Regions from separate parts of the Mus musculus genome. Here region 1 is linked to region 2. The links are chromatin contacts, found by Hi-C in ENCODE. All regions are on one chromosome and are shown on one strand. The core of a region is the stretch at or near the end of the contact, and the rest is flanking DNA. Distances in the headings are between cores, read along the strand shown. Region 1 holds the start of Spata6 (spermatogenesis associated 6). Region 2 holds the start of Cdkn2c (cyclin dependent kinase inhibitor 2C).

The links. A loop is a pair of places that touch in the nucleus more often than their neighbours do.
Region 1: a map of v-Abl transformed pro-B cells shows a loop between it and region 2 (4-fold over the local background). The contact joins the promoter of Spata6 here to the promoter of Cdkn2c in region 2. A Hi-C loop is called at or near these places in 1 of 37 maps with a recorded cell type or tissue (v-Abl transformed pro-B cells).

Annotation. Positions count from the first base shown.
Region 1 is chr4:111,718,563-111,721,262 of GRCm38, reverse strand. Spata6 (spermatogenesis associated 6) reads right to left here and starts at 1,253. Exons shown (of 13, transcript NM_026470.3): 1 at 1,006-1,253. The coding sequence starts at 1,056. Gm33192 (a long non-coding RNA gene) reads left to right here. Exons shown (of 2, transcript XR_376552.3): 1 at 1-46.
Region 2 is chr4:109,665,486-109,668,405 of GRCm38, reverse strand. Cdkn2c (cyclin dependent kinase inhibitor 2C) reads left to right here and starts at 1,650. Exons shown (of 3, transcript NM_001301368.1): 1 at 1,650-2,796.

The DNA of each region.
Region 1 (2,700 bases), core at 4-2,503, 2.1 Mb before region 2:
GGAGAGGAAATGAAGGCCAGAAAGAAGTGAGTGCAGCAAGCGTGGGGTAAGTGCAGAGAAAAGCTTAGTTTGGAGGCCAACAGGGGTGGGGGTGGTAATGCCAGAGAGCCCCTTGGGGCAGGCCCAGAAAATGACAGGGAATATGTACTGTTATCCCTACTTATGCAGTGATACCAACAAGTAGGCTGAGTCTTAATGAGGGCATTTCAAGGATAAAGGCGTGAAAAGCAGCAGAATAAGAAATTGAAGAGGTTCTCCTAGAATGCCTCTCCTCTAAGGGGAGAAAGGGGGTCTCTTGGGAATGACACTGAAGGACTTCAAAAATCTCTGAAGGAGACTGCAGTTATCAAAGGGAGTTGGGGCTTCTCAACACCCGGAAAGACCTCAGCCCCTCACTGGATGGCAGGAGGGGCTCCCCACCTCAACTAGATTTACTGAAGGAGGCTGGACAGAGTCCCCTGAATTGAGAGTAGATGAGTGGAGTTACAAGCTCCAAGCAGTAGTTGTCCGAAAAGCTGACCAGGTCTTTCTTGGGAGGATTGGAAGGATGCAAAGTCTGGAGTGTTTGGGTACTGGAGGGAAGAGCTGAAGTGGCTTCTGAGGAGTTGGGTTTATTCTGAGAGGAGAAACTAAGAAAACTTGGTGCAATGACGTCACAAGTAAGTTGTTTTTGGAGTTAGGGACTCCACCATGACTGAAAAGGCGTTCCTACTTTAACTGGAAGCTAGGGGAAGGATCTGAAAGCGGAAATGCTACACACCCCAGACTGGAGCAAGGGTTCAGGAGTTCCTCACCAAAAGAGTAAAGCAGAATTCAAAGGAACTACTGCCCCAGGAGCGGAACTCCGAAGTGGTGAGGAAGAGATCCAAAAGCACTCCAACTGGAAGTTGGGGTGAGGCCCCCGAGAGGCTGGAGTGGGAAAGCACTGGAGATTTCCAGGAGTCCCCCAGGGCCGGGGGCGGGCAGCGGACTTGGAGGCTGAGGCGGGACAGGGCCGGTACTCACAGAGCGGATCTCCAGCGCCAGGGCGCATTGCAGCGCCTTCACCTTCGGCATCCGCGCAGGGTAGGGCGGCGGGGAGGGACCCCGGCCTCCGGCCCGACTACGGCGGGAAGACGCGGGGCGGGACGAGGGACAGGGAGGAGATGAGGTGGCGGCGGAGGTGGCAGCTGTGGCCCCCAGGCCGGGGCCCGCGGTCCAGCCTGGGTCCCGCCCGAACAGCAGCTGAGCGCGGGGCGCGGACTCGTTGTCATGGCAGCCTGGAGGGGCGGGGCCGGAAGAGCCACGCCAAGGCCGGACACTACGGAGCAAGAGGCAGTGGGCGGGGCCCGGATTGTGGTGGGAGGGGCTTCAGTGGGTGGGGCTGAGCGGCTCTTCTGTGACGTAAAGTTATGAGTGCAAATCATAGGAAAGGGAACAGCTAGCTGTGCTGTGGGCCTCAACCCAGAACTGAGAACCCTGGGTTTCATGAGCAAATTCAGTTAGGAAAACTGAAACTACAGGCTGACACCTGTAGTTTCAGTTTTCCTAACTATCCTATAATTAGTAATCTTCCTTGAGTTTGTATTTTATGATACAATTTACAAAACCAATATAAGAAATAGGAAAATATCGCCCAAGACAAAGGCAAAACAGGGCTGGAACCCAGGATCTCTCAAGTAAAATCCCAGACGCCTTCTGGAATCACTATTATGGTCCTCTTATTAGTCACTTGTTTTGTGATTCTCTGTCAGTGTGCCCCTATTTCCTTTCAGGATTTCCTGTCTAGTTCACCACTACGCAAATCTCAATGCCTGTTGCCCAGGCTGAACTCTCAATAACAGACTCACAGAATAGAGGAGCCTAGCCATAGACCTTCAAAGATAAAAAGAACCTAACAAACTGTCGAGTTAAAGTCCATGTTAAAGTTAATTTTAATACATTAACTTTAGAGCACATTCTAACAATGGAGAGGAAAGTACCTGTGATTTTATCACCCAGTTGAGAAACAGGATGTTACTGAGCCAAAAAAAAAAAAAAAAAAAAAAAAAAGAAAAGAAAAGAAAAAGAAAAAGAAAATGCCTTGAGCATTGCCTTACCAACTTTTCCCTGATAGTAAACCCTGCAATGACCTCCATTACTGTAAGTCTTCTATGCATTTCCAAACTACATTCTGCTCAATTTGTCTTTTTTATGTTAAATAGATTTAATACTTATATATTCTGTGATTTGTTTATCTCCTTATGATACAGAAATATACAACGACTTATGTGTACATTCTTTATCCTATGTACTTTTGATGAGCACTTGTATCGTTCATATTTTAGCTTTCATTAACAATACTGTTATGAAGGTTCTGAAATATGTTAGCAACTGAGAGGTAGTTCAGCAATTGAAAGCACGCTGTTCCAGAGGACTAGAGTTCAATTTCCAGTACCCACGTTGGGCAGCTTACAGCTACCTGTAACTCCAGCTACAGGGGATTTGGTGTGACTTCTGGTATCCTGATAGACTTATGTGTATGTATACATGGAAACACAGAGATAAATAATTTTTAAACCTTTAGAATATGTCTGTTAATATATGTGTATGTATTGAGTTGGAAAGCCTGTGCAGGCTTTGCACATGTGGGGTCTTTAGAGTAATACGCAACATCTTCCAAAGCTGCACCAATTCCTGCTTCATCAAGAAAAATATGACTGCTTTTTTTTCCACTTTTTG
Region 2 (2,920 bases), core at 401-2,900:
TTAATACAACACGGTAGAGTGGGGAATACTTGTAATCCAGCCATACCAGGGTGACACAAGGTTACAAATACTAAGCCAGTCTGGGGTACATAAGGAGCAGTAGGCTAGCCTGGGCAACAGCACCCTAAACATTGCATTTTCTTTACTCAGTAATTCAGCAAAGATATTTTATTTGATGAAAGTCATAACACATGTACATCCATTTTTATACAGAATGCCCACAATTTTATTCTTCCTCGTTACCATATTTTCTCCAAGCAAGACACCATTAATTTCCAGAAAGCAGTGTTTGTAAATTTGTATTAGTGCTAGTTATCACTTTAACAGTGCCAATCTCCTATCATAGCTTCCAGATAACTAAAAACTCAGAGTTCCCAGAATGTATACATGGAATACAGTATACATGGAATCCTAAATATTCTGTTAAAATGATTTTTAAAGAAGTTCATCCCCTTTGTTGTTACCTGATTCACAATATTCAGCTTTCGATACCTCAAAAATTAGCTCTAATCTTTTTCTTAACAACTTAAAGAAACACTGCCAAATTCTTGTAGTTCCAATTTTCCCTAACAGCCAACCTGTTGCTAAATGACTATCCAGATGTCTCTGGCTTGTTTGAATACTTTCACTTTACTCCAAGGAACTGGGTTACAGATGTTACTTGAGGATATATGTGCAGTGGCTGGTTCTAATTAGACCAATATTTGGGGGGGAGGGGAGGCGGAGGGGGGGTTTGGTTTCATTTTGACCACTGAATGCAACCATGCTGGTGTTTTTTTAAAAGCATAAAAGTATAGAAGGCAATAATCTCATATGCCTACAAGAAGACGTGAAAAGTACAGAAAATTGATGAATATGAAATATATGGATGCACTGGTCCTTTTACACTTAGACCACCATCCTCACCTCCACCTAAAAACAACCAATCCTCGGTGTAGTGAGTGAAAGAAATCCCCCAATAAAGACATAGCCTTTTTAGAAAACCTTTCTAACTCACTGTAAGCTTTGTTTAAAGTTAATTGCATTTCTCCTTTTCCCTCAAGACTAGAAGTTCACATTTTCTAGACCCTGAAGTTCGTCGGGATTTCTTGTAATATGCTTTCAGTTCTCATAAAACTCGGTCTACAAGACTTCTCTGCCCTGTGGTGCTGTCAGTTGTGTCGCCTCTGCAGCCCTGGCAATGACCTGACAGGTGCCAAGGCCTGTGGCAGAGCAAAGGAGTCCAGCAGCCCCGGGCCAGGCCACTCGAACTCGGCGAGCCTGGTCGGGGAGCGCCGAGGAGGGTGGAGCTGCCCGGCTCCAGCAGAGGAGATCCTACCCGTCAGCTGCAGGGCCGCCGAGCCTCTAAGGGCCTCCGCCCGCACCCGCGGCCTTAGTTACCACCACCGGGGTCCCGCACGGTAGAGGCTCCCACTCCAGCCAGCCCCAGAACAGCAGGCCAGGCCGGGCCGAACCCACCCCGCTTCGGCAGGGGAGACTAGCGAAGCGAGAGGGCAGGCGGGAGCGCCAGCGAACCCAGGCCCAGCGCGGGCAGAGAAGGGCGCAGGGCCGCGAGGGCGGAGCGAGCGGGCTGCCGGCCACTGCGCCGCCAGGGCGTTGGGCGGGGCGTGGGCGGGGCCCGGCCTTCCCGCTCCCGCGGCGCCCTAACTCGGCGGAGCCTCCTTAAAACTCTGCCGTTAAAATGGGGGCGGGTTTTTCAACTCAAAAAGCGCTCAATTTTTTTCTTTTCAAAAAAAGCTGATGAGGTCGGAAAAAAGGGATAAGAAACCGGCACAGTACCTTCAGAGGCAACCGTAGCAGCAGTTGCTTCAGCGGAAAAAGAAGCAAAGGAGGGAGGGAAGGGAAAGATCCTAAAGGAAAGACGCGCAAGTGTCTGTAGCGGAGAAGGGAGCGGCGATCAGAGATTTGGGGGAGTCGGACTACAAAAGAAACTGTCAGCTGCGGCTCGCGACCGGCCGGCGCAGCCTGCCTCGGCTCCGGAACCCAACTGGCTGGCAGCCGCTGTCCTGTCCGCGGCACTGATAGGGGCACAGGCCGGAGGACCGCCAAGAACTAACTGGCCAAGTGGCACCGAGCGCCCGAGCTGCTGGGCGGCCGCCAAGAAGTTGGCGGGACTGGCTGCGCCCGGGATCTGTGGCGACCGCTCCTACTTCCAAAGACCCTTCCCATCATCGGACGCCCCGGGAAAATCTGAAAGGGAGGGAACGACAGCGGCAGAGGCGACGGCCGCCCCTCAGCGAGCGCTTGCAGTGAAGAGCCTGAGCTAGCTCGGTCGTAGGCGGGAAGTTACTGGTGAGCTGGCCGGGTGCAAGAGCGATGCTGCCGCGAGCTACCCCAGCGGCTGGAGCCCCATAGACGCTTCCCCCTTCGCCGTGCACCGTCTTCAGGCTGCCGGGAGTCCCGGGACCCGGCGGGGCCGGCATGACGGGCTTGGCGGGGGTCTGCCGCACACCCACCAGCCTCCGGAGACCCGCGCCCTGCCCGGCTCCCACGGCCTCTGAGGCTCGGCGGGGCTGCGGCAGCTCGGCGGGCGGGCTCCGGAGGCTCTTCTGAAGACGCCGAGCCCGCTAGGGAGTCGTTGAGACCTGAGAGTTGAGGGCTTCAGAGCTGCTGCTCTGGTCTGCCCTCAGCGATCGTCTTTAACCCTCCCGAGCACGTCAGCATCCAGCCAGCGCGGCGCTCTGCTAGCGAGCGAGCAGCACTCTGGACTACCCCCTTCGGCTAGACGGATGGAAAGTGAGCTCTGCGAAGGACCTGACTCTGAAATTCTGCCTCAAATCACCACTGTGAACAAGGGTGGGTTAATACCTTTTCTACTCTCTAATACTTTTTCTTTCGCGGTGTTGTCTGAGCTGACCTAGTCCTTTAAGTCTCCGCAACATCTTCCTCACAGAGCTGTAAAGCTTAGGTACGTGACAGC